Regions from separate parts of the Mus musculus genome. Here all the other regions are linked to region 3. A link is a loop called in an ENCODE intact Hi-C map of the cell type or tissue named here. Cell type or tissue: heart. All regions are shown on one strand.

Region 1 (4,000 bases), 340 kb before region 3:
CATTGTGTATTTACCTGTGTCTATCTAGCTTGTTCTCTCTTCAACCTGTGTAAAACTCTCCTGGTAAACTGCCTCTCTCCCCCCTCCCTCTCCCCCTCCCCTCTCCCTCTCCCCCCCTCCCTGCACTGCTCTCTTAAGTAGCTTCCCTTTTCCTCTTCTCATCCTATTCTGTCAAAATCTTTCTCTGATTCATTTATTTGTCTCAATTAGACATCACTTACAAACTAACTTTACCTTCATTATTTAGGATTAAAGGTGTGTCCAAAGGGCATGTCTGTATTCCAGCCAGAGGGATTAAAGGTGTGTGCTAAGGCTGAGCCACACAACAACTAGAAACACAGCCTCACTGTTCACAATGTGATCAAATATCCTGCAACAGATGACTGTTCTGAAGAAATCTCTACATGGTCCTTTCTTTTGTCACAACGTTGCAAGATAATGCCAGAATGAATGTGAACAGTTCTGATGGTATCCACCTCACACATACATAGACCCAGCACCTCCTCATCTGTGCTCAGAGCATGGTTGAGACAAGTTAGTTAAGTGTCAGACTCAAGAAACTGCTGCCATGGGCCCACTGCAGCCTGGGCCAATCCAGTGCTGAGATGCAGCCTTCCCAGCCCGAGCTCAGCCATCTGCTCAAGCCTCTGCGCTTATTTTTCAGTCAACAAGTGTTTCTCTATATTTGCTAGACAGAGTTCTGGATGTTGGGCATATAGATAACTAAAACCTGACTAACCCCGCAAAGTATTTCTTTAGGTTTTTTTTTCTAGAAAGGTCTTCCATTTAAATTTTCATTCCAAATGAGATCTCTTTAGAGAGGCCCTCCACATCAAAGAGCACTTAGCTGTCCACTCCCAAGCATTTTCCCTCAGTACTTATCTCTACAAATAATGCTGTATGTATTTATGAGGTTTTTCTTCCTATTTGGGGTATTTACTACTATGTCTAGATTATTAAACATGCCTATCTGGAAACTAGAAGGACTCAGTTAAGTTGAAGGGACACTAGTCCACTTGAGCATGGCTCTGGCAATCCTTGTTCGGCTCCTCCATTTCCTCTGCTTTACTAAGAACTGTTAGATTGTGTTCCTAAAGCTAGCCACCGAGGTTTGTTCACTTATTTGGCCACTTCCTGAGGCTGACTACCAAGGTGAAGATATCATCGTATTGAAGTCCAGCAATGAAAAGTCCCCGTTGGCTCACCTAATTAACTTGTCCAACTAAAATTGAACACATCATTCTAACACAGGGGTTCCCTTTATACCATTATAAATGTCCATTTTACTATGTGCCGCATCTGTCTCCTCTCTATCTAGAGGCAGTCTTTTATCCTCCAGTGACAAATACCACTCCCCATCCTTCTCTTCTCCTTCATCCTGTCTCCTGTCACTTATTCCCTACCCTCTGTCTAGGGCAAGGAAATCTTTCGGCGAAAACTTGGTCAGCTGATAATTTTTCTTTTTTTTTTAAGTGTTGTAAAATTAAACAACAACGACGACAACAAGGCTATTTGGCTTCTGAATTAGTGAACAGGCAAACATTAAAGCCGTTATGAAAACAGATGCAGTCACTTTCCCTCCGGTGTTATCATATACGATTAGAAAAGTGCCAGGAACACTGGTATCCTTCAGGATGTCACCTCACGCCAGAATTTAGAGGGAACTTGTGTTGTTCCAGCCAGAACAAGTGACTAGATTGGCATTTGGTACATCTCAAGCCCTTAATCACCCTAGAATGAACTGATGACTCATTTTTCTAAAGGAGCGCAGAAAAGACTCGGCTAAGGTCTTTAGGGACAGCCCAAGGGCTTGGCTGGAGGCAGGGAGGCCAGCGCCCTTGTTCGGTCTCTGCAAGTGACTGGTTTAAACCAGTCCCAGCATTTAGTATTTAGGTCAAAAAAGAGTAAACCCAGGTCGGCTATAAATTGGGCAGACCGCACAGAAACAAGGATGATGGTAAATCCTTTCTCCGGGCGAATAGGCGAACTGCCCGTCATGTGACCAGGCCTGCCACGTGATCAGGCTGCCCGCGCCTGCGCACACAGGCCCGGTGTCGTTTCCGCCCGCCGTTGCAGACATGGCGGCGTCCCTGGGAGGGATGTTCACTGGGCAGCCTCCAGGTCCCCCGCCGCCGCCGCCCGGGCTCCCAGGCCAGGCGTCGCTTCTGCAAGCAGCCCCTGGGGCCCCGAGACCATCTAACAGCACTTTGGTGGACGAGTTGGAGTCATCCTTCGAGGTAAGCCGAGATGTGGGCGTCTCTGTGCAGCCCTCACAGGCGTGCGGAAGGCGCGCAGGTTAACTCCTTTCTCGGTCCCGGCGTTTAGTAGAGGCGGGGCACCGGAGAATGGAAGTCGCCTGCCGTAGATTGGGTACTACCTGTGGCCGGTCGTCTCAGGTCTGCCCCCGCAACCGCGACATTTCTGGAGACCGTGGCCTTGAAGTTCGCCCAACTCCCATCCACCTCGGGGCTCGTTGGATCCCCTGCGGGTCTAGTAGGATCTGGTCTTCCCTGGAGCGGGCCCACTCGGCTGAGGTCCTCTGAGTTTCCAGGTCACATACTGGACGCTTTTCCTGTTTTTCTCTAGTGTTCTGTGTAGACCTTCCAATGGCCCCTGGCACCTGCCTACCTGTTAGCTTGTTTGGGTGCCATCCCTTGACTTCTCTGGCTTTCGCTTTCTATTCATTTGGTAAATGCTCTTTGTTGGCATAAGTTGAGTTCTCACTGTGGGAGGAAACCTTAGTAGAACGCTTGGGTCCATCCACTCTTGGATGCAGGGATGGAACTCAGGTGTGGTGGCAAACATCTTTACCGGATTAGCCATCGCACCAGTCCTAAAATACTGGGCTTTTAATAGAAGGGCACGCGTTGTTTTTAACCTCCGTAAGACTGACTGTCCATAAAGGTCCATGCTTTAAATGTTTTTCAAAGGATGGGGGGGGGGGGTGGGCTGGGAGGTGCAGCAGGAACTAAAGTTTCTGAAGTTAGTTTTTGTCTTTTTGTTTTGTTTTGTTTTGTTTTGAGACAAGTTCTCAGCGTAGCCCTGGCTGTTTTGGAACAAGCGCTGTAGACCAGGCTGACTTTGGACACACAACTGTCTCTGCCTCCCTAGTGCTGGGATTGAACAAGTGCAGCACCACTGCCTGGCTTGCAGTTAGGTTTGGTTTTTTTTTTTTTTTTAAGTCTGCATGGCCTACTGCCGTTGGTGAAGCCCCCCCCCCCCCCGCCCCCAAGCTTTGTGGGCCATAGGTTTTCTGAAATCTGCACATCATGCTCACGCCCCAAAAGTCCAACAAGACTTAACTTTTACCGTACACAGAATAGGCAGTCTGGTTGGTCGAGCTGTTACAGGAGTGGGAAATCCTTTGACTGTTTCCATCCATCAGATCTGGAGCTAGCCAGGAGGATTCATTGCTTCTGAGAGGAACTTTGGGTGTAGTTTTGACTTGTGTTCGGAACCTAAATTTGGTTCTGTGTCTTTGTGGTTTTTTTTTCGGTGCTTGCTCAAGGCTGTCGGGGTCTGTTCTCAGACTGTGTTCCTCTGTCAGCTGCTGTCATGCTTGTCTGTCTGAGGGCTGCTTGTGCCCCTGTGGCGCACTCACATGTACAGCTCGGTTGGCACCCTTTCAAAACTCCCTCTTTGGGATTTGGTTATCCGCATGACACCACTTATTATACAGACACCTGTTACTTATGAAATGCCAAATGGTATCCCAAGTACTTAGACTATAGTGCTGAATCACACAGGCAGAGCTGTTGGTAGAAATAACAGTGGCTGAAGAGTGGATAGTAACATCAGTTACTTTTCTGAAAAGCTTGCCAAGCTCCACTGTAGAGCATGAAAGAAAGAGTAGACAGATGACATCTTGACATAGTAATATATACAGTTCATGTAAGGGTCAGCCAGAGTGGCGTGGCCGTGGTGGGGTTGAAAGGTATTCCAGGTGTGGAATAAGACAGTGAGGAAGAGGCAGGTGGCAGGAATAAGACCGTGTGATGAG
Region 2 (4,000 bases), 70 kb after region 3:
GTCATTGGGAGGGGCTGGGCTGCTTAGTACTGCATGGTCTTGGATGGAAGCCAAGAGAGCAGAAGGTAATGCTAGATTAGGAGGAAAGAAGCAACCTTGTGCTACCAGCACCATCTTCTGCAGCTGGCCACACCCAAAGTCAGCCTCACCTTTGGATAGTGTTTTTCCCCACAGGGGAAAGTTTTCTGCTTGTGCTTATTTAGGTTGGCTGTTTAGTCCTAAACTCTATACCATATAACTACATAGGTGAGTAGTTAGTTTCAATTTTCAAGGACAATTTCTCAGTCTAGAAAATGAATTCATGTTTATAGCTCTGCAGCTATGGCTCCATCTTGCTACTTAAAGGGACAGTGACATATCACACTCAACTTCAAATTACCCTTGGATATGTTGTTTCTTTGACTCCCAGCAAATACTTTCTGTTCTTTAGGCTAAATGGGCCTAGTAAAGATATGTTGTATCCCAAGATTTAAGCTATTGATAAAAAACATTCAAGAATTTGGTTAAAAGTTGACATTGTAGAAAGCAGATGATGTCTACTTGAACTTGACATGAATCTGCATTAAACCCATGCACTATCTGGGCATGAAATAATGTGTATATTAAATTATGACCACAGAAATTTCTCTCTATAATTTGACAAGTGGGATTATATATATTTAGTTATGAAAATTTAGTGTTTTAGAACTGTAAAGTTAAGCAAAAGTAATCTATCATCTATCTATCTATCATCTACGAACCTCTCTTTCTACCATCTATTTATTTATCTGCTATCTATTTGTGATATATCTATTTTCCCATTACACATGTATGTATACATATATTCAGTTACAGATTAATTTTTTCAACATTTATTTATTTCACTTTACCTGCATAAATGTAAATGCCTGCATGTATGTATGTGAGCTATGTGCATGCTAAAGCCTACATTTTCCATTTGATAGATGTTAGAAAATTGATTGGTATGTAGAAAAGTGCACGACCCACAGAACTGAGAAAGAATGGAACGATAGGAAGAAGTCATTTCTATCATCACTTCTCTCGGTACGGATGAGAATTGAATCTTTGAACCTGCAGAGGCACCCAGGTGGGAATGCTGAATGGTGCATAGGAAAATACTGCCAGCCACTTAACAACCATGGTTGCCTTGTGCACGGTACATTGTGAGATGTTACTGCATTTGAAAATATTCATGACAAATGAAATGTACATAGACTGTTAGAAAGTTATTATGATTCTCTAGGAAGAACGAGATGGCTTGTAATTCTATTCCCTTGTATACACAGTTTCTTGAATGTAAAATCCCATCCATTTCTTTCCTACACACATAGTACTGTGCGCCTTCCAAATTTGGGTTTGAGAACTTTGCTTACCTTGGTTCCTCTCTTAGATTGCTCTGTCCACGATTCCAGAACTGAGCCATGTGTTTGCTGTAAGATCAGTAACATATGCTCAAGTCTCATTCCACCTCTCTACCACTGGAGTTGTAGGACACTGAATTTGAGGATTTGGGGTGCTATAAATGCCCCGCAATGCACGTTTTCTGGATGAATAAATAACCGTAGTGATCTTCATTTGAGGGCAGCTTGCAACTACAATCATTATGGTCATCCATCTTAAAAACATGTAATATAGGCCAGGCAATTGACATATGCTATAAACTTTTATAATTTAATCTAATCCTACCAAATGCACGGTATATCCCCCTCCCCACTTTGTAGAGGACTTTGTGCAAGCTCAGAAAGGTGAAGAAGGATATCCAAGATGCCACTGGTAAGGGTAGCACAGGGATTAAAACCCTGTGCTCATTCCTTCACATCTGATTTCTAATTTAGCTTGAAGTCATTATTTAAAAAAAAAAAAAAAAAACCTACACTGCTTCCGTTTAATCATTCTCTGAGCGTTCTCTTGGGCACTCTGCTTCCTGCTTGATTCATGCTACCTGCTTCCGTCTGCAAAATCAAATAAGCCACTTTGTGCAGCTCCTTCCTCAGGAAATCTGGAAAACTGGACTGTTCTTTCTAGGAATACTAACCATTCGTCTCCATGTATTGGCCTGGCTTATGTTTAACCCCTTGCACTTCGTGTGGCCTTGGGCTGGTGATCTTAGCATGGTCAGTCTAAAAATAAGTCTTTCTTCCTCTCAAACCAAAGCAGGAAGCAAATCAAAATATCGCAAGGGCTGGTTAGCAGAGAGCTTATTTCAGGAAGTTGTTTCAGCTTATCTTAATTTCAATTTGTTGTTTTTCCAGGGCCGATCTGGCCCACACCTGTTACACGCTGTGGTGCACTTTACCCCAGTGATTACTAGTGATTACTAACCGCTGCAGTGAGCCTTTGTCCTGTTGTAGATTGTTACTAGTCAGAAGAGAGGCTAGAAACAAAGTATCAGTGTTATAAACACATCTGACATACACATGAATGTGTACAAGCACACCCGCTTCTCTGCCTTTTCCCTTGCTTTCTCTTTAACTAGGTTGTTATTCTGAGAGTATGTCCTGTTGTCTAATATTGACTGTAAAATATCTTTTAAAGGAGTTCAGATGTGAGTGGAAGTTCAATTAGTGTCTGCCCCTGGCAGGATAAAGATTGTCTCAGAAAGAACAAAGTTTACAGGTCCATGAAATTCTAGAGCTCTGAATTGGTGTCTTCCACGCCCTTCCTTTAACCCTGAAACGAGTTCTGGAATAGAGGAGACTAGTGGCTTGTTTGTTTGTTTGTTTGTTTGTTTGTTTGTTTGTTTTCTTCTTCCGGCACCTGTATAAGGTATTGTCTTTATCTTTTATTGGGATTAGAAGATGGCAGAAGGCAATTTGTATCACAAGCTACTTAGTTGCTGTTTAGTCTTTCTTGAGTCTTAAAAATCTTCTAAAATGCTTCCTTTTAATTATTCCTTTAACGCTGGCTGTCTTGAGGCTTGTCTTCTGCTTGGTTGCAGTGAGATCTCAGTCTGTCACATGCCTGCTGTACAAGTATGGGGACCTGGGTTTAACTCCTCAGCACCCATATAAAAAGCTTGGCACCGAGGCACGCTTGAAATTTCAATTCTGGGGGGGCAAAAAGGAGAGAGGAGGAACTGGGGGTGCTCTCTGGTCAGCAAGTGTCCCCTAACTGGTGAGCTCCAGGTCCCTGTGAGAGATGCTGTCTCACACAACAAACTGAAACAAAACAAAAAATAAAACAAGACAGTTCAACACAAAAGTCCCAACCCAAAGCAAACCAAAACCAACCAACCAACCAACCAAAAGCCAAGATAGGTATCTCCTGAGGAATGATGCCTGAAGTTGACCTCTATTGGTTACACACACACACACACACACACACACACACACACACACACACACACACAAGAGCCATAACAACTACTACTCAAAGCTAGAAGCATTGCTTTTTTTTCATGTATTGCTAGACTCTCCTGGAACATGGAAACAGATTCTGAAAATTAGTTTAAAAAATGACAACAGATTAAACATTGATATTTATTTTCTTTTTCAGATCACTGTTTTAAGTATTTACATTCAAACTCATTTTCACTCTCACCTTCCATTGTACCGAGGAAACTATGAGAAGAGGAATTCCCCAGCTCCTCTGGAGTCACATGGATTTCACTCAGCAATGGTTGGGTCTGTGTAGCCTGACCTTCCCCTCTTCATAACCTCCTCTGAGAGCTGTTTAGGGATGAATAACAAAGAGCAGTCTCAACTGCAAGGGTTGTAATTAAGATGCTGCAAGAGAGAAGGAGGTTTGCAGCCCCATGGAGGGAGTAACAGTGTCAACTGGCCAGACCTCCCAGAGCTCCCGAGGACTGGACCACCAACCAAAGAGTACACGTGGAGGGACCCATGGCTCCAGCCTCATATGTGGCAGAGGATGGCCTTGTTGGACATCAGTGGGAGGAGCAACCCTTGGGCCTGAGGGTATTCGATGCTCCAGTGTAGGGGAATGCCAGGGCAGGAAGATGGGAGTGGGAGGGTGGATGGGGAGCACCCTCATAGAGGTA
Region 3 (4,000 bases):
ATGCCCCAGTACAGGGGAACGTCAGGGCCATAAAAGGGGAGTGGGTGGGTAGGGGAGAGGGGGTGGGTGGCTATGGGGGACTTTTGGTATAGCATTGCAAATGTAAATGAGCGAAATACCTAATAAAAAATGGAAAAAAAAAAAAAAAAAAAAAAAAAACAAAACCAGAAATGAATCAGCGGAGTAAATCTAAGGCAAAGACATAGGTCCCATATTTATAAAGGAAATATTTCTAGATGGCTGCAAACATTTTCTCTTGTCAATCACTATAATGATTCACTGACAGTGTAGATAACTTCCTTCCCAAAATTTTCAGACAATATACATTCACAAAAAGATAATCCTATTTTTTAACTAGTTAAGTGAAGACGCAAGGTTTCAAGAAACTTCATTTGCGACATAATACCAGTTGGCTATATAACCTGAATATGTTTATGATTTTGAACTCTTGCTGAAAACCAAGACTTAAATCATTTTCCTTCTCAATAGCCAGAATGTTTTATATAAAAAGGTATTTCAATCAATAAGAGCACTGACTATTCAATATAGAAATGTATATATTTATACATCTACACATAAGTCACACACATACATATAAGGAACAGGAAGTTTTTCTGCAAAGTATGTATCATAGCAAAGCAGCTTAAAATAATGACTTTTATCACCAATTCACACCACTACTAAATGAGACCACTCCCACAACCAACAGATGTATATTCTATTTAGAAGGGTTTTGTTACTTAAAACTAGCAATGACAAAAACAATATACAAGATGGATCTCAGCAGGTCTCTAAGACAAAAACTGTGAAACAAGTTCTCAAATATGGCTGTTTCTCAGGAAACATTTTCATGTATGGTACAATATAACTGTGTATAACAATGAAAGTGCAATACAGATTACAGAATACTAAATATTAAAAAAATTAACCTCGTTTCCCATTAGATCAAATTAATTTGTTTCACTTAATCAAAATTTTACTTTCAAAAGTACATTTCTTTTATTCAAAGTCATACTAAATGTATTTAGTGACACAACATGAGAAAAACAAATAGTCAAATACTGTAAAGCACAACTTAAGCATGCTCATCTTCAAATCACTGGATGCCTAACAGTGCTGTGAGCCGGTACTACAATGCTGTCAGTGCTATTTGTTGGGACACCACAAGAAGGAACGCGACTATTTCTAGGCGGGTTTTTAACGGAACAGATCTAAACAGAAGTAACTGTCAAAACGAATCCACTTTGCATTCATGAAATACAAGTACGGACACACATTTAGTATGGGTTGTTTTTTTTTTCCCACACCACACCCCCGCTTCCATATAACTTTGCCACAGATAAAACCAAAATACATTTTAGAGAGGTGACACACTGCTCTTAAGAGCAAACTGCTTAAACATCGCCGAAATGCTCCTAAATCAGAGTGCCCTCCCTTCTGCTTATATATATATATATAATTCTGTATGGCACATTACTGAACTGGAGTTGCATCTGGTTTCATCTACTATGATTAGTGAAAACAAGACAGACCTTAGGGCTCTACCCAAGCAAATCTGCGAGGGATGGGGAAGGGGGACAGGGCGCGAGGTGGCGCAAGAACAGATGAAAACACGGTTAGGAGAGAGTTGTCTTCCCAAGGAACTGAGCTTACTACACTCAACTCCAAAGGCTGACACCTACTCGTCAGAAAAGAAAACCGACGCAACCACCCACTCCTAACACCGACCAGCCTCCACTCCCACCTCCTCCCCTCAAAAGCTACCCCGTAACCCCTGCCGAAGCACACCCTCCGCTCGCAGCCCCTCTGTTGCACTGAACCAACCTGCTGGGTAACAGCTGTGGGCACACGTCGCACTCTGAGTGAGGAAAAGCAGCGACCGCAACAAGGTAAGGGAGTCCCAGTACTTCCCGCTACCCGGAGCAGCCCACTGAATGACAGCCGGGAGCGCGCAAGTTTGAAGCAAAACCGATCAGACCCCACCGAAACGGAAAACTGAACTGCATTTGAACAGGAATGGGAGGCGGGGAGGGCTACGCGAGTCCATCACATGACAGCGAAAAGAGGACCGGAGTCGTCGGGGCGTCCTCAAGGAAAGGGGGGGGGGGCGTGGGGAGGGTGCCGTCGCCATAGCAACACCCCCCATCCGTCCAGACTTCCAAAGAGGGAGGAAGAACTTCAAATCCCAACCGTCAGCTCGAGCGGCTCCTTCTTAAAGGGGTACACACAGATCCGAGGCCACTCGCAAGAGGGCAGAGGCGGCCGCCCCCCGCCCCTCAGGCGCCGCCCCCATCGCCCCTCGACCCTCTCCCGCCCCCCGCCCCCCGCCCCGCGAGCGCCCCGCAACCCCTGGTCCCGCGTCCCAGGAACTAGGCAGCGTCTTCGCCGCCAGCCCCAGGGCCGCAAGAAGGGGGTGTGTGAGCGCCCGGCCGGGGGCGCGGACCGGCTCGCCGCTCCAGGGTCCCCTCCGCCCCGGTGGAGAGCCGCGGTGACAGGGGCACCGGCGGGTGGCGACGGGCGCCGAGGAGTTTCGGGGCAGCACGAGCGGGCGGGCTGCTTCCGCGGGGTGCTCGGAGAGTGGGTCCGAACTAACAGTTCCCCGGGAGCTCGGAGCCGGGCAGGCGGGCGGCGGGGCGCGGACCGCGCCGGGCAGGGAGCCCCGAGACAAAAGGCGCCGCCGGGGCCGCCGCGCCGCCGCCGCCGCCGCTCCCATCGCTCCCCATTGAACTGACCCGAACCGGAGCTCCAACTACACCCCTCAGCCACAAACTCCTCCGGCAGCCGCACCGTGGCGCCGAGCCCGGCCCGGCCCGTGTCTCTCTTACCTACACAGTGCATGAGGCGGTGGCGCCAAGAGTCGAGTTCCCGCCGGAATCCTCTCCTCTCCGCCGCGCACCGAGGGCTCCGGCACTGAGCGGCAGCGGCGGCGGCGGCAGCAGCGGCGGCAGCGGCCATTCTCTCTCTTCCCTTGTCCATCTGCGTCCCGCGTCACGCGCCCTCATTTACATACGAGCGGCGCAGGCACGAGGCAGGGGCGCGAGCCCTCGGCGCGAGCCCCGGAGCGCGCGCCCCCCGGAGGGGGGTTGATTGACACGTGTCACTACCTTCCTCCTGCCCTCCCCTCCCCCTCCCACCGCTCCCTCGGGGAGAGGCGGGGAGGGAGCGCGGAGAGAAGGAAGCAACCTGCCGCTTCCGCTGACCCCGCCTCCTTACCCACTCCCTTCCCCTCCTCCCCCCAGAGTTTACTCAGGCAAGCCATACTGCTCCCGCCGTCCACGAAAACCCTGAGCGGGAGCGAGAAACCCGGAGGCCAGCCAGGAACCCGCGTGCTGAAGGAGCGGACCAGCAACGCCTCCCTTCTGCCCTCGCGCGGAGCGCTGGAAGTCCGAAGACTTCATTTCCCAGCCTCCATTGCGTGCAGGTCCCGTAGAGGAGCGCAAGAGAGCGACGCTGTGCCCTCTGGGCTTTGTAGTCCTCTCGCGTTGAGCGCTCTCCTAGCCTAGCCAGTTCGCACTTTTCCAGATAGCAGCTCGGCCCCAGACTTCTAATGTTTTGCCCCCAGTGGGTTTAGCCTCTAACTCCCTCCGCCCAAATGCTTGCTTCCTCGAGTTCCAAGAGGGGAGTACGGTGGAAGCCTCAAGAGTTGGCGGTGCTGGGCTAGGCAGCTCCTTAAGTGCTGGAAACTTTTCAGGGTCAATGTCATCTATCTTCACTTTCAGCGAAAGCGCTTGCCAATCATCCTACTGCATCCAGAAAAGATGTGCGAGGACATCAGTTTTGTGAAGCGAAGAGATCTTGAAAAGCGAGATTAGTTACAAAAATCGGGGGAACTAACCTTGCATGGGATTTAACACTTTGTAATTGTTATAGATGGATCCTGCTCTGTGCTAGAGAAAACTTCCTTGGGGAGAGGAGAATCTTTTGATTAAGTATATACTTAAAATTACTTAAAAAAAAAAAAAAAACTTTTGCACCAGAGCCATTTCTACACTTATGTCAG
Region 4 (4,000 bases), 220 kb after region 3:
TTCCTTAGTTAGAGTCACGCCAAGATATTTTATATTATTTGTGACTATTGAGAAGGGTGTTGTTTCCCTAATTTCTTTCTCAGCCTGTTTATTCTTTGTATAGAGAAAGGCCATTTACTTGTTTGAGTTTATTTTATATCCAGCTACTTCACCGAAGCTGTTTATCAGGTTTAGGAGTTCTCTGGTAGAATTTTTAGGGTCACTTATATATACTATCATATCATCTGCAAAAAGTGATATTTTGACTTCCTCTTTTCCAATTTGTATCCCCTTGATCTCCTTTTGTTGTCGAATTGCTCTGGCTAATACTTCAAGTACTATGTTGAAAAGGTAGGGAGAAAGTGGGCAGCCTTGTCTAGTCCCTGATTTTAGTGGGATTGCTTCCAGCTTCTCTCCATTTACTTTGATGTTGGCTACTGGTTTGCTGTAGATTGCTTTTATCATGTTTAGGTATGGGCCTTGAATTCCTGATCTTTCCAAAACTTTTATCATGAATGGGTGTTGGATCTTGTCAAATGCTTTTTCTGCATCTAACGAGATGATCATGTGGTTTTTGTCTTTGAGTTTGTTTATATAATGGATTACATTGATGGATTTTCGTATATTAAACCATCCCTGCATCCCTGGAATAAAACCTACTTGGTCAGGATGGATGATTGCTTTAATGTGTTCTTGGATTCGGTTAGCGAGAATTTTATTGAGGATTTTTGCATCGATATTCATAAGAGAAATTGGTCTGAAGTTCTCTATCTTTGTTGGGTCTTTCTGTGGTTTAGGTATCAGAGTAATAGTGGCTTCATAAAATGAGTTGGGTAGAGTACCTTCTACTTCTATTTTGTGAAATAGTTTGTGCAGAACTGGAATTAGATCTTCTTTGAAGGTCTGATATAACTCTGCACTAAACCCATCTGGTCCTGGGCTTTTTTTGGTTGGGAGACTATTAATAACTGCTTCTATTTCTTTAGGTGATATGGGACTGTTTAGATGATCAACTTGATCCTGATTCAACTTTGGTACCTGGTATCTGTCCAGAAATTTGTCCATTTCGTCCAGGTTTTCCAGTTTTGTTGAGTATAGCCTTTTGTAGAAGGATCTGATGGTGTTTTGGATTTCTTCAGGATCTGTTGTTATGTGTGAGCAGATCTTACTCATTCAGTAAGAGTTGATGCATTTTCTATCATCGTAGTTCTACTGGATTCTAAATGTTTAGTCTGTTATCGTTAAGCTGGCAGATGGGAAAATGTTGTTGGGGTAAACCTTTTATGCCATCAGCCAGGACTTTATGATATGACCATGACTAGCTTCAAGAGAAGTTGGGAAGTATATTCTAGTTGCCTGCTAAGAAGAAAGGGACTAGTAGTGTGTGTTACAAACATATTTCAGTAGATGCTAAGTACATGTCAAAAAGATCAAGAACATGCATCAACCCTCAAGTATTTTTTATTAGATATTTTCTTCATTTATGTTTCAAATGCTATCCCAAAAGTCTCCTATACCCCCCACCCTGCTTCCCTACCCACCCACTCCCACTTCCTGGCCTGGCATTCCCCTGTACTGGGGCATATAATCGTCACAAGTCCAAGGGCCTCTCCTCCCACTGATGGCCTACTAGGCCATCCTTTGCTACATATGCTTTGCAACAGCTTATGGCCTAAGCTAGTCCAGGCAAACTGAGACTCCACACCTTTCCTGAGTGGCTGTTGCATGTTCTTACCCATGCGGCCAAGCACTGGAATATGTGGTCCTACTTCTTCAGAGTTAAGGGATGTTAAGGAAGGATGCCTCAGAGCAGTCAACATTGAAAACCACGCCCAGAAGATGCAAAGAGAAAAAGCAGATTGTAGTTGTTGTCTTAGCGGTTGGGTCAAACTTTCACCGAAGTTACATATTGCTTTCCAGTCATAGGAACTGGTTTAATATTTAATTTTAATTAAGCCTTTGGTTTAAATTCATCTTAAAATAGAATTTCTGTTCTTGAAAGATATCTTCCACTTAGCATCATAAGTACACAATTTCCAAAAGTCTTTGGAACTATGTATCACTTAAGAGACTTTATTTGGTGCATAACTTACTGGGGAAATAGCTTGTGTCTTAATTTAAAGCATTGTAGTTACATCTGTCTGCATGCTTGCTAGTTCAGCAGAGCCTTTGTATGTGTTTCTGTTGTGCTTTTTAAGCTCCATCTGGGACAGATCCTATTATACACACAGAGTCCTCCAATGAACACTTCGCCGACTTTATCCTTATTGGAAATATTGATCACTTCACTGTTTAGTCAGATCTTTAAATTCATTGGGCTTCAAACATAGTCCAAGGAGGAGCAGCAATCAATCTTCTCCAAGTGACTAAAGCCATGTGAGAGATAGCAGACTGCATTTTTATTCAACCTTTTCTGATAATGAGCCACCCAAATCTGTTTGTCAATGTCCTGGTAGTACACACAGATCCTAAATATGTGCTGTCACAGTAACAAAGGACATTTTCAGGGTTTCCTTGGTACTGAGAAATACATAAACAGCTGGAGGGGGTAGGACTTGTCTTATAACCATACAATAGAGAATAGATTCAGATTATCTGAATAGGCTTAAACTGAAGTTTATTTCTCATGCATGAAAATATCCGAGGTGGCATTGAGTCTCTATTCCCGGAATTCTTCAAGGATTCAGGTCAGGCTCTTTACATTCCATTGTTTCCATATCATGGCTCACTTCAGGTCTGCATGTCAGCTAGCATGAAAAACAAAAAAAAAAGGCTAGAGAGTGACAGAGTAATTACAATTTTTCAGAGTATCTGCAGTTTCTGTTTTGCTTGTATTGTACGCTTTCCACAAGTTTCTGGAGGTGGTGCTTGAAGTTTCTCCTGCTCACCACCTCTGATGAATCTTCGACATTTCTGGGACCTGTGGTGGAAAAGAACAAACTGGAAAATCTTGCTTCAGCAGTTAAATGGCTTTCCCTCCATTGTTGGACAAAACTGAACCCGTGGCTGTATACAACTTCAAGGAGTCAGTACAATGGAGTGCGTAGAAGGCTATGACAATTACCACAAGGAGTACAGTCCTTCAAAGCATTTGAAAGGTGTGGCCTGGAAGTTGCACACAGCAGTTCTATTCACATACTGCAAATTGGAATGTAGGCACATCATTACTCTGGCCAAAAAGGAAGCTGGTGGATGTGGTCTTTATTCTTGTCACAGTGACTAAGATCTGTAGCATTTCCTTTGATTCTTAGAGTTCCCGTCTACTCACACTACCTACTTCTTGCATAGCAACATTTTTTTCTCTATGGAGCTTAGCATATTAATACTTTATAAATTTTCATATGTTATATTTTGATCATTTTCTTTCCACTATCCAAATTCCTCCCTATCTCCCTACCAACCCAATCTCATTTCCCTTTTCTCTCTCAAAAAGAAAGAAGCAAAATAGAAAAACCCCAAAACTCTTAAGACAAAAAAAAAATCCCAAATAAAATGAAAACTAGGCAAAAAGTATACAAAACCATGGAGTCTGCTTTGTGTTGGCCAACCACTCCTGGGCCTGCCATGTCCTGTGTCATGCCATTGTAGTAAACTGATTTTTTTTCAGAAGATATCAATTGCAAATAACTTTGTGGTGAGGGGTGGGATTTTGTGGCCACTTCCTCTTCTCAGTGCTGAGGTTTAGTGGGTTTGAATCTATGCAGGTCTTGTGTGCTGTCACAGTCTTTGTGACTTCAGGAGAGTGTCAGCACTGTTGTGCCTAGATAACGCTGTTCCATTTAAGTTAGTTACCACCTCTGGCTCTTCAAACCTTTCTGCCTCCTCTTCCATGTATATCCCAGAGCTTTGTGAGGTATGATTTGATAAAGAGATCCCAGTTAGGACTGAGTGCCCCAGACTCTTATTCTCTGCACATTGTCCAGTTGTGGGTCTCTGCAGTACAGTTACTTTAACTGGTCTGATAACCACAATTCATACTGAGTCTAGTATTGTTTATCTTCTTTGGATCATCCAAGTGTAT
Region 5 (4,000 bases), 190 kb before region 3:
AACGAAGACCACAGTGTTAGTCAGGGTTTCTATTCCTGCACAAACATCATGACCAAGAAGCAGTTGGGGAGGAAAGGTTTTATTCAGCTTACATTTCCACATTGCTGTTCATCACTGAAAGAAGTCAGGACTGGAACGCAAAAGCAGGTCAGAAAGCAGGAGCTGATGCAGAGGCCATGGAGGGATGTTTTTTACTGGCTTGCTTCCCCTGGCTTGCTCAGCCTGCTCTCTTATAGAACCAAGACTACCAGCCCAGGGATGGTCCCACCCACAAGGGGGCTTTTCCTCTTGATCACTAATTGAGAAAATGCCTTACAGTTGTATCTCATGGAGGTATTTCCGCAACTGAAGCTCCTTTCTCTGTGATAACTCCAGCTGTGTCAAGTTGACACAAAACTAGCCAGTACAGTTACGTATTCCATACCCTCACATAGAATAAATGAATATTATAAAGACACCAACTTTCCAAGAACAGAGGAATAAAGGGAGTATTTGCTTCTACAGCAAAAGAAGGCAAAATGCTTCTAACTTTACCTTTAAGCAACAAACATAAAAGTGTTCTCAAATCTAGTTTATATAATCTGCTTCATTTCGAAAAGAGTACTTTGTTATAGTCTGTCAGGTCTGTATTTAACTGAGACAGGAGAGGCTAGCTTTTAATTTTCCTGTCTTTTTATATTTTTGTTGTTTTCATTTCAAAGAGTCTGCATGTTAAAAAAATCAACAAGAGGTATAAGACATACAAACTTTACATACACTAATTATATTGCTATTTTCTTTTATATTTCATGTATATACAAAACAAATTAAGCACATCTAGTCTAAACATTTTCCCGTATAGTTGTTTTCAAGAATTACTTATCTAAAATTTGGAATCCAAGAACCTTATGGTGTACATTGTTTAGTTTTTGTTATTTTCTTAAGCTTATCAAAGACACAAATTTATTCCTATATGTATTTGTTCTTTCTCACAGAATAAAAGTAAGAGTCAAGAACTATGTAAGCTTTACAATGAGATTATGCTGTATGAATTTAATGTAGCATATTGGAAAAGTTCCACGATTACGATGTCCAAAGCATACCAAATCCATACAACATTCGTTACTAAAATCCACAACTCTAATCAAAACATAGTCATACTGACCTCTGGTGGTCAGATTCCTTATATTTCACTGATACTGAAATAACTAGATAAAATACTCATGAGACATTTTTTTTTTAATCAACAAAACAATAAAGGCAGCAAGCACCTAAAATGAAAGGTCACAGATTGTCACAAAATATTAATATGTTCTAAGTTTTAGTTTGTCTGTTTACATAAAAAACAAATGACACACACACACATATTGGTTCTCATCTTATTATCATTTATTTAAAGTTTTATTTATCTTGTATGTGTGGTACATGCATGTTTAGGTCAGAGACAGACATTGAGTGTTTTCACTGATTACTTTAGACCTTACTGTTTGAGAAAGGCTCTCAGCCACCCTGAAGCTTGCTACTTTGGCAGATCAATGAGCCTAAGATCCACTGTCTGGCTCTCAGCACCCTCAAGTGCTAGGACTACATACAAATGTTAACATCTGGTGTTTGTATGTGAAATATCACATGTGACTTCAGATCCTCATGTGTGTTCAGCAAGCACTTTACCCATGAATCATTATCTCCCCAGGTCCTCTAGGGATTCCCAGAGTACCTACAGAACAACATAGTCTGGAGGCAGCCCTCTTCCTGATACGTGTCACCAATGTAGATTTCCAGTACAGACGGAATAGGTGGCTGCATTTATGTTTCCCAAGTCATCAAGCAACACACCAAGTAAGTTTCCCGGTTTTGGAGTGGTATGTCCTATGTCCCAGGTGAGGCATTTAGAAATAATTTTATATATCCAGCACGCGATCTTAGTCAAGACCCCCAAATTCCTTTTATACTGTCTGCGTTCTCCTCTGCTTAGCAGAGTTGTTAGGCAGATTTGTCAAGCACATCCGTCACGCTGGAGCATCTCCAAGCGGCTGCAGCCTAAACTGACCCTGCCTTTCTCTTCCCAGTCCCCCAGACTGTCTCATCGCGGACGGGCAGTTCCCGCCCGGACCCACGGGGTCCGAAGGACTGCGGAGGCCCTCGTCCAGGACGCCCTCGGAAAGTTTGACATCCCCAAGCCCCGGGCGGGCTCCGTACGACATCTCCCAAACGACTCCTTCGCTCGGGATTTACCCGTTCTCAGCCAGTCGCTGCGGCAGTCCTCCGCTTTCTCCCTTCACTCCCAACCACAAGATCCCGCAAGGCACCGAAGGCCACCAGTTTAATTCAGAAAGCTGAACGCCCACTTCAGGCGCGCTCCTCCACAGCACTACTTCCGGCCCCGCCCATGCCTCCCATACAAACACCTTTTCCTATTGGGAGAGCGGCAGGCCACACCCCAGGCGTCCCAGCAGCGGGGCGGAGCGGAGGGTGGAGTCAGCTCCGGGACCCTCAGGTCTCCGCTCTCCGACCCTCCCTCCGGCGGAAGTCTCGCGAGATCTCATCCTCCCGCGATAGTTGTTTGAAAACTCTGGCGCTAACCCGTCACTCGGAGCCTTGCAGGGCTAGGGTGTCGGAAGCCGCGGGAAACTGAGTCCTCCTCGGATCGCGAACCACAGTCTCTCTCGGGCAGTTCCCGTCCCGGCGCCATGGCAGCGCAGAAGAAGCGGCTTTCTGTGAAGGAGGCGTTTCAGCTGGCGCAGCAGCCGCACCAGAACCAGGCGAAGCTGGTGGTGGCGCTGAGCCGCACGTACGGCGCGGTAAGCGGCCTGGCTTCGGCTTCCGGGCTTCGCCTTCTGCCCTTGCGCGCCCCGCGACGGAGGGATGGGATCCGAGGCTCGCCCGAGGTCTCCCGGCCACAGCCAGTGAGCAGAACGCCCGGCGTCGGCCACACGCAGTCACCCGTCTTCTCCATCCTCATCCCGCCAGGGGATGCGGGGAGTTATCCGTTATCCTCAGTTCCTCAGTGACTTGTTGATCTGCGCAGGGAATCTCAGACGCCTTTATTTCCTTGGAGGTCTCTGGTTCATCTCAGGCAATCGATGAAGTTGTTTCAACCAACTCCTAAGCTTTAAAACCACCTTCATTTCACCAGCTAGGGAAACCATAAGCACCCAGTCTTTCCCGTACATGGCAATTGTGTGTCGAGTGTAGCGGCGGGGAATTACTGGACAGCGAATGTGAGGAAGATACATTGTTTTGGAGTTCACGGAAAGTTAAGGACATATAAAAGTGATCAAGGGTAGGGAGCAAAATGTGTAAGTTATGACAGAAGGAAATTGACGGATGCTAGGAAGGCCTAAGTAAAATAAACACAAAGCTGTTGATTTTGAGTCATTTATGGCGAAGCTTGTTTTGCATTAATCCGGTAAGAAAAATACCGATAATCCAAAGGCGTTGAGAGAAAAATGAGATAATTTTGCACTGTTCAGATTTATGCTTTGTGTTTTCTCAGAGGTACAAATTATATACTGAAGAGAAGTTTGTGCGGATATATTTTCCCTTCCTTGATTTGGATAATTGATAGTTTATTAAGAAACCTTAGAGTTTAACCTAAGGGTAACACTTTCAGCAGTATTATGGCAGTGTTGGGAATAAAGAATTTTTATTAATGCAGCTTCTGGAGGCGTTTCTTCTCTCTTTCAGATGGATGATAAAACAGCTTTTCAGGAGGAGTTTATTCATTACCTTAAGTATGCTATGGTGGTATATAAGCGTGAACCTGCCGTGGAGAGGGTCATGGACTTCACAGCCAAGTTTGTTACTTCATTTCACCAGTCTGATGAGGAAGAAGAGGAGGAAGAGAACGATGGTGGCATTTTAAATTATTTGTTTACTTTTCTCTTACAGGTACTGTAAAAGCTACTACTTTGGGGAAGTAATATATTTAGCTATGTTTGTTATTTTCCACAGTAAAATATCAGTGATAGAGAAAATGTATGTGAATAAGATAAGTCTTTTCTGGAAACCTCAACTGTCA
Region 6 (4,000 bases), 99 kb before region 3:
CAAACTGAACATAATTAAAGCAGAGTGATTAACCATAAAACAATATGTGATTACATATTGTGAAATATTTATTTCTCATTATAAATAAAAATTTGTTTTGAAGCATGGTATAGCGTGGCTAACAGTCTTACTATAACAACAGTAAACTACATGGCTACATTTTGTGACAGTATGTGTAAAAAGCCAATGTCAGTGCAAAGGTTGAGATGGTTTCTTTTTGACCAGATCAGAAATTCTTGGAATAGTCTTTACAAGAGGACAACAAAGATTACTTTCCACAAGTCTATTTATATATTTAGATTTGATACCCAGCAAGCTACAGATCCCTGTTTCACAGAGCTATGGTGTTGGAAATGGAAGAAGGTGGTGCACCACAGTCTCAGACCGGGCAGGACAGGACTGGAAACATCTGCTCCAGAAGTGTGTAACTAGCACTGTGAGAAGCCAGTTCTTGCTACATTGCTGTTAATAAGCTCAATGAACTTTACTGTCTCAGGAACATCTTCAACTTTATTAAAGGGCTTTCGGCAAGTGCAAATGGGGGTCATGTAGATTTGGAAAATGAAATAAAATTTTGTCTGCAAGCTTGTGCAAGTGATGTTTCATAGAAATTATCATTGTAATCCTTTTGTCTGGCTCAATGTCATGTTCCTCAAAGAAGGCAGGTAAGGTTAGGTAACATGTAAAATTTATTTTTATCCTCTAATTTTCCTGGCCAAACCTGAAGTTTCATTTGGAATAAATCTTTTTGGACTTTTTCAGACAAATCAAGGCAGGCTGCGTTCTGTGATAGTTAAGTTATTCAAGATGGCAAAGATGTCAACAAAGTAAGCTATCTTCTGTTACTCACTTTCATTTTGAGTGCATCACAAAGATCGACAACATGTTTTAGAACTTTTCATCTTGCTCTATCTCACTGCAGTGTGAAATAGCAGAGCCGTGTATGATGCATCCAACTCCTCACTGTTTCAACAGCAGACTGTTTAAAGAACTCACTTGGACAAAAGTGACAGAACTTATGGTGCCGATCATTACTTCTTGTAACTCCTGTGGCAGTGACTTCATTGGTAATATTTGCCAATAAATCATACAGTGAGTTCCGATGACTTCTGCTGACTCATTCAGTTCCAAACATTGAAATCCAGATCACCATTCTAGCATAGCTAGGGCAGAAACCTTTCCCCAACAGATCTTGTGATCTTTCAAAAATGAACCAACTGTGTCAAAAACATTACATGCAGAAATGTTGTTTTACGACATTTGCAGAAGAGAAATTCATCTTAGAGTCTCCATCATTAATATACCTTGCATAAATCAGTGAATAATTTGCAAAGTCTGTGGACTGATCAAACTAGATACTGAATATTAGAAGTGGAATATATTTAATTTCCTGAATTACCTGACCAAGTATATCAGCAGACATGCCATCTATTCTTCAGTAGACAGTGTCGTTAAATAAGGAAATTGCATTCAACTGAGTAAAAAATTCATCTCCACTAATAACTCAAACAATGATGGCCGCTGGCAACTGTAAATCTTCACCAATAGTATGACAGTTCACAGCTCTAACAAGTCTGAGTGCCACCACATGTGCAGCTTCCATGGCTGCTACATTTTGTTTGTGGTAGCTGCCACCAGTATTAAGTCTGGTTTTCTTGAGTCCATCATCTTTGCTTCTAAAATAGTTGGTATCCTTGCCAGAAAAGCTAAGTTGTTTGCTATCAAAATGGCTTTTTAGTTTGTTCAGCTTCACAACAAATACCACATTATAGTTTCTCAACTTCTGCTGTAATTATTGAGGTCAAACCATACTATAAAAAATCCTTACTATATTTTCTTTTCTTAATGTTCTTCTCTACACGATCCACTGTCATGGGATGGTTTTCTAATGAGAATAATATATAACACTAGCTTTAAGAGTACAAAAGATCATACATGGCATAGTCCAGTCAATAAGCTTCATTAATGTTTCCTATGATGTGCCTTTTCTTTTGTTTTCTATTTTCTTTATATACCTGTAACTATCACAAGGGGGCAGTATTCACAATGGGAATATAAAAATTAAGTTCCCATGGTACTGATAATATTTTTTCCCAGTAGTTAATGATTTTACAGTACATGATTTTACATTTACCCAGCAATTATAATTCATAAAGTGTTACTTTACCTTCAATATTGCTACTTTCAACACAATAGCTGCTCGCCACACATGTATGACCGGGCTGGCAAAGTACTTTATGGTGTCACCCCTATCACACCCCTGCATTTGTTCAGGGTGTCTGTGTCCAGGTAGTTATATGTGGGCTTATCTACATCTAGGCAGGTCAGTCTGGAGACAGATAGAGGAGTGGTATTTCAGTTCCTAAGAATCATCGGAAATACTAGTGTTCTGATTGTCTTAGGTGACCCAACCCCTGTGAAAGTCACTAGACTCTCAAAGAGGTCATGAATTTCATTTTTTGTGTGTATGTCTGGTGCATATATTTGTTTGTGTATGCACGCACATGTGTGGAGCCAGAGGTTGACACTGGATGTCACATATGATCACTGGCTATATCATTTTTTAAAGACAGTGTTTTTTTTTTTTTTTTTGTTTTTTGTTTGTTTTTTTTTTTTAACTAAACCTGGAGTTCATTCATTTGACTAGGCTTACTGACCACTGAGCTCCAGGGATCTTCTTGTCTGAACATCTCCATGGCTACCACACCCAGCTTTCCTATGCATACTAAAGATCTAAACTCAGGTACTAACCTTTACATGGTAGGCACTGATTAAGCTATCTCCCTACCTCTATATTTTAAAACAAAGACATGACAGTAAGAGCTGAGAAGCCTGGCCATTCATGACTTCTGACTGACTGATTTTGTATGTGTGTGTGTATGTAAATATATGTATGAGTGTATACAGACAGACAGACAGACAGACACACACACACATACATATCAGGGAGTATAGTGCAAAATAACCAGACACCTATACAAGATCATTTGTCAGTTATACAAAACAAAAAGGCAGGGGAATGTAGGAATACATATATTTATGTACGTACTTGTATGTACACATACACATACATGTACTCTATAAGAATATGAACACATATCTATAGATAATTTTGGAATAGGGTCTCATGTAGTTGAAGTTAACCTCAAACTCCTTATGCAGCCAAGGATGACCTTGAACTACGAATCCTTCTTACTTAACCTCAGAAGTGCTAAGATTACAGGCATACATGATTATGCTTGACTTTACTGGACAAAACTTTAAGATCTCCAAATTTAAATAGGATTCAACCTAACTGTATTTCTACAGAGAAGGAAAAACAAAAAGAGAAAAAGCAAGCCAGGAATAGTGAGAGACTTCCAACATAAGCTTATCTCTTAAGGTAAGACTATGTGATATCAATAATATAAATCCTAGTGTGAGTATCATGATCATTTTTCAACTACAATCTTTTTAGTTCTTGGGTTCACAGTTTGAAAGGTAGGTTGAAAAGGCAAAACAAAACAAAACCCAAAAAAACCAACCCCCCCAAACAAAAACAAAATCCCCTATAATCTGAACTTATTTGGTTCAAAGACAATGAATATATGCACTTATATGATTTTATTTCCTGGGTTCAGATATAAGTGTTCAAAGGACATTTGCATTGTAAAACAGGACATGGTAGATTACCCTGATTCATCATTTTCCATTTTCTGCATGTTTCTAATGTTATCTGTGTTGATTTGAAAGTCAAACTATAACAATGTTTCTATTAATTTTACTCAGTTGGAATAACTAACATCTAATATTGTAGAAGGCTCTTAAATAGTACAAGTGAAAATCTACAGAATACTTTCCTTTATCCATATGTGATATATTCTAAGATTCTCTTTAGATGTCTAAAGTTATAAAACCCTGTAAAATGTTTTTTTCCTTTTATCATAAACATACATGTTTATGATAAAACGTTTATCAATATGGTATAGTACTAGATTAAAAATGAAGTATAAAGAAACAG
Region 7 (4,000 bases), 360 kb before region 3:
GCTTTCTGCATTGCTCATTAAGAGAGAGCTAAAAGCTTTGTGAGGGATAAATTCACAAGACGGCACTGAGGCGGACACAGACTCAGACTCCTAACAACAGGCAGATTGCAGACAAGCCAGGAAACAGGAGCCATAGATCCTTGGAAGACACAGGGAGAGAAGCTGGGAGGTCGGACTTTGGCTCACTCTTGGTCGGATTACCCCAAAGGGGAAGTGCTTTGGTTCCTTCCCTTAAGCTGACCCACACACATTTTGGTGCCTGGGCTTTAATGGGTTTAACTGGTGCATCTATTAAAGCATAGCTTTCCCTGCAGCTTCTATGAAGATCATTCCTGGCTCCCTGCTGACTCCCTCATCCACAGTAAATGGGCTTCTTGCCTTTTAAGATTCTCTTTAAACCAGAGACTTGGTCTTTGTATCTTCTTTTTTATTAGGAGCAGGCTGATGTCTCCACCCCATGCCAAGCCTATGCGCTTCCTGATCCCGATGTCCCTTTAATTATCTTTCTACTTCTCATGCAGTTTATTATCAGGAAATCCCACTGGCAGCTGGCCTGGTCTTTAATTAAATGCTGCAACCTCAACTGGACTTTGATCATACTTTCATTCAAATATTTATGAGCACCTTGTTTGCATAGGCCCTAGATATGGACTAGATGCTAGATTTTGGCATGAATACACAGAAGTGAAAGCCACGTCCTACACACACACACATACACACACACACACACACACACACACACACACACACGAGCAGGATACAGGTGATTAGCAATTTGAGACAGGTTGCTTTGGGAGTAGGAGACATAAAACCCACAGTGGGATGGTCTGGAGGCATTTCTTGTGGAAGAAATGTCCTTAAACAAAATAAAAAAGGCAGAAGGAACTTGATCTTATTACGTTAGTAACCTTTTTATCACCAGGACAAAACTTTCTGAAGCTGTCAAATTAAAAAGAGGAAAGACTTTAGTTCCTAGCTCCAGAGGTTCCCGTGGTCATTCAGTGCACGGGTTTAGGGCCAGCATAGCAATTATGCTGAACACATACGATGGGATGCCTCTTCATCTGTGGTGAATCAGAGACAGGCAGCCGGGTCCTGGGATCACAGCATTTTCCTTGAAACCTCCCAACTTCTTTCTACTAGGTCCCATGTTCTACGTGTTCCACCTCCTCCCTGCAGCACCACGAGCTGCTGACCAAGAGCTGCTGACCAAAGCTTTAAAATATGAGCCTTGTCAGTAGTGAGGGTGGGCTACTAATGGGGACAATCATGGCCCATATCCGGATGTCTACATAAGACACTCTTCAAAACAGTTTTTGTAATCACTGTACTTCTTGCCCTTATTGGATAATGAAGGATGGCAGATATGCTACATTAAAGTATGCCACTTGAGCATCAATATTTTGCACCTAAAAGGCACTTGAATAGAACTAAATGCAAGAAGAGCCATCTTTGGGTCTCCCAAACCCCAAAGCAGAACGTCAAACCACCATGTAAACTACTGCTACCCCAAATACTTTTACCCGAGGTGAGGCGTTAAGGAAGCTAGAAATCTGCCCAAATGAACCTTATTTAGCTAATTATTACATTCTTTTTGTTTTCCTTTATGCTTAGTTACTTTTTCATAACTATTTACTATTCAATATAAGCACTTGGACCTGATCACTTTCAGGATCCTCATTTTCCTGTAAGGGCTTCCATGTATACACAAACTTGTTAAATAAAATTGACATACTTCTGTTAAACTGCCTTAAACCAAATTCTCAGGCTTCCCACGCGAGCACGAGCAAGCCGACACGCCCCTGAGCCCGCAGAAACCACGCCCACGACGCCGGCCCGCAAGAACAGAAGCCCCGCCCCCAAGGGCCTGCCGCCCTTCCCTAAGGCTCAGTAGCGGGTCTCCGCCCAGTTGCCGACGGCCCCGCCCCCAAGGCCCCGCACAGGTCCGGCTTTCCAAGCGCGCGTCCGGCGACCCCGGAGGTCCCGCCTCCAGGCGCGCGCCCTGCCACGCGCCACGTGCTCCTTCTCTGGAGGGCGGCGCCGAGGGCCGAGCCGAGAAGATGTACTTGCTGCCCCTTCCGGCTGCCGCGCGAGTCGCGCTCCGCCGCCTGGGAGTGAGAGGTCTCTGGGATCGGGGTCTGTCCACCGCAGACATGACGAAGGTGAGTGGAGGCGGCTCGCTCTCGGGCGGCCGCGCGAGCCCTGGCGGCGGGCAGCAGGGTGACCCGGCGTATCCAGGCCGCGATGTGTCGGACGGACGCATCAAGTTGCAGAAATGAGCTGAACAGAAAAGTTCCCTGGGTTTGCAGGACACCAGCCTGGGCCCGGCTTGCGACGAGGGCGGCCGATGCTGTTTGCCGAGGGCGCGTCCTTTCTTCCTAACTGGACAGTGCTGGGTTCTGAAGGCTGAGCAGAACCGCTCACTCCACCTAACCAGTGTTTACTGACTCCTCTAACTGAGCTCTGAAAAATTACACGCGCCTAGTTCGCCAATTCTTTTAGTTCTCACAGAGACCCTAGAAAGGACGACGGTAGGATTGTCCCAAAGCCTGCTACGCTTCCAGAGTAGCCAGTCACAGGGCCTGGACCCCTCCCCCCGCTGAAGTGAAGTGGAAGGCCCTGGGGGAGGAAACTGCTGGATTGGGTTTCTGTCCTTTTAGGGGAAAGGGTTTTATTGAGAGAGGTCATCTTGAAATTGGAAGAGGGTCTTCTCCATAGTCTGAGAAATTATGAAGGACCCTCAGATGGGAAAAGTCTGGAAGGGCTCATTGGAGTACTTCCAGGTCATACTTCCAGGACCTGGTGAGGGAGGAATGTTCCAGATGGAGCTTTGAACTCAGGTCGCCTGCAGTTATCACAGATAGCAGAGGAGTTAGGCAGACACCTTTCCAGCCCTGGCCGGTAACATTGGATTGTCCCAGGTTGGTCTCATGGAACCCCAGAATGAACAATCTTGGGAAAGTTAGAACCTAGCACTTACCATTGCTAAGGACGCCTGTTTTCTTCAGTGGAAAGATGGGTCCGGAGTACCTGGGGTGTTTTTTGGAAAGGGCCCTGACCAGAAAGAAGGCATGTGCACTGTCAAAGTTTAACTACGCAGGAGCTCCAGTGTCAGGGACTAGGTTTCCTTATCTGGCAAATGAGAGAAAAGTACTCCTTGAAGTGGCCGTAAGGGAGGCAGTATTTTAAAAGTCGTAAATTGCCTTGTGAAGTCAAATGATGAGCAGTGGTTTTACATCCTTATTTCAGGTGTTTGGGGCGGGGAGCGTGTGACAGAAATGTGGAGCCACACCATTAAGTGCTTGGCAGAAGGCCCTGCTTCTTCTGCCCTCTCTGCAAAGTCACACACTTTCCCTGATTGACAGGGTACTAAACAATGTGGACATCCCTGATCTGAAATTTGAAGCACTCCAAAAACTGAGTGTTCACTCACTTCTGAATGTCTGTAGGAAGTCCTGCAGCTAACCCTTGAGTGGACAGAGTCAAAACACAAGTATTTTAAACGACCGAACCCTGAGACAGTAGATCTGAAACAAGTGATTTTCAGGTTTAGGGTTGGCCCAAGATGTCTCACATAACCCAGTTCCAGTCTTGCCCTGGTAGGGATTTTAGCTGCTGCGGTGGAGGCTGCTGCTCTGCTCTTGGCCTCTGCGGAAAAAGACAGTTTTAATGGGATTGCTTGCCCCTTCTGCATCTGGACAGCCAATGCTTTCTGGGGGATCTACTCTGATTGTATTTATCTTTCTTGATTTTTTTTTTTTTTCAGGGCCTTGTTTTAGGAATTTATGCCAAAGACAAAGATGATGACCTGCCACAATTTACAAGTGCGGGAGAGAGTTTTAATAAGTTGGTGTCTGGAAAGCTGAGGGAAATGTTGAACATGTAAGTGTTACTATAATTGGGGTTCCTTTTTGTTTGTGTGTGTATTTTGCATTGTGAGACAGGGTCTCTGCTGTGTAGCTCTGGCTGTCCTGGAACTATGTAGATCAGGCTGGCCGGC

What was found. Peaks named below come from ENCODE experiments on the same cell type or tissue, not always from the same donor. Only the 100,000 strongest peaks of a DNase experiment are listed, where the experiment ranks them.
Region 1: a loop joins it to region 3, with 3 times the contacts of the local background. A loop is called at or near these places in 3 of 42 quality-filtered maps.
Region 2: it touches region 3 in a loop (2.3-fold over the local background); 5 of 42 quality-filtered maps call a loop at or near these places.
Region 4: a loop joins it to region 3, with 3 times the contacts of the local background. A loop is called at or near these places in 3 of 42 quality-filtered maps.
Region 5: a loop joins it to region 3, with 3 times the contacts of the local background. A loop is called at or near these places in 7 of 42 quality-filtered maps.
Region 6: a loop joins it to region 3, with 2.3 times the contacts of the local background. A loop is called at or near these places in 11 of 42 quality-filtered maps.
Region 7: a loop joins it to region 3, with 4 times the contacts of the local background. A loop is called at or near these places in 10 of 42 quality-filtered maps.

The regions. Positions count from the first base shown.
Region 1 is chr5:45,518,248-45,522,247 of GRCm38, forward strand. It overlaps Med28 (mediator complex subunit 28), which reads left to right and starts at 1,982. Exons shown (of 4, transcript NM_025895.4): 1 at 1,982-2,237. The coding sequence starts at 2,079. In heart, no CTCF peak of the experiment used is centred here; a DNase peak (open chromatin) is centred at 2,024; H3K4me3 peaks cover 1,733 bases; H3K27ac peaks cover 1,257 bases.
Region 2 is chr5:45,924,049-45,928,048 of GRCm38, forward strand. It overlaps 4930405L22Rik (RIKEN cDNA 4930405L22 gene), which reads right to left. Exons shown (of 3, transcript NR_110478.1): 2 at 3,541-3,668; 3 at 2,774-3,158. Among named protein-coding and RNA genes, the nearest start is that of 4930405L22Rik, 6.4 kb to the right of the region's middle. In heart, no CTCF peak of the experiment used is centred here; a DNase peak (open chromatin) is centred at 2,063.
Region 3 is chr5:45,854,522-45,858,521 of GRCm38, forward strand. It overlaps Lcorl (ligand dependent nuclear receptor corepressor-like), which reads right to left and starts at 3,019. Exons shown (of 7, transcript NM_001163073.1): 1 at 2,826-3,019. The coding sequence starts at 2,976. In heart, CTCF peaks have their summits at 1,590 and 3,372; DNase peaks (open chromatin) are centred at 1,970 and 3,090; H3K4me3 peaks cover 2,924 bases; H3K27ac peaks cover 2,257 bases.
Region 4 is chr5:46,070,267-46,074,266 of GRCm38, forward strand. No RefSeq gene overlaps it. Among named protein-coding and RNA genes, the nearest start is that of Gm40298, 140 kb to the left of the region's middle. In heart, no CTCF peak of the experiment used is centred here; no DNase peak of the experiment used is centred here.
Region 5 is chr5:45,667,354-45,671,353 of GRCm38, forward strand. Ncapg (non-SMC condensin I complex, subunit G) reads left to right here and starts at 2,572. Exons shown (of 21, transcript NM_019438.1): 1 at 2,572-2,780; 2 at 3,667-3,870. The coding sequence starts at 2,670. It overlaps 1600023N17Rik (RIKEN cDNA 1600023N17 gene), which reads right to left and starts at 2,355. Exons shown (of 1, transcript NR_073433.1): 1 at 1,348-2,355. In heart, a CTCF peak has its summit at 1,161 (motif pointing left); a DNase peak (open chromatin) is centred at 2,438; H3K4me3 peaks cover 2,718 bases; H3K27ac peaks cover 1,762 bases.
Region 6 is chr5:45,755,659-45,759,658 of GRCm38, forward strand. The region is part of intron 4 of Lcorl (ligand dependent nuclear receptor corepressor-like); the gene reads right to left. It also overlaps the pseudogene Gm21020. Among named protein-coding and RNA genes, the nearest start is that of Gm3414, 30 kb to the left of the region's middle. In heart, a CTCF peak has its summit at 2,035 (motif pointing right); no DNase peak of the experiment used is centred here.
Region 7 is chr5:45,491,400-45,495,399 of GRCm38, forward strand. Lap3 (leucine aminopeptidase 3) reads left to right here and starts at 1,975. Exons shown (of 13, transcript NM_024434.6): 1 at 1,975-2,162; 2 at 3,767-3,882. The coding sequence starts at 2,061. In heart, CTCF peaks have their summits at 2,088 and 2,301; a DNase peak (open chromatin) is centred at 2,002; H3K4me3 peaks cover 1,823 bases; H3K27ac peaks cover 1,365 bases; H3K27me3 peaks cover 792 bases.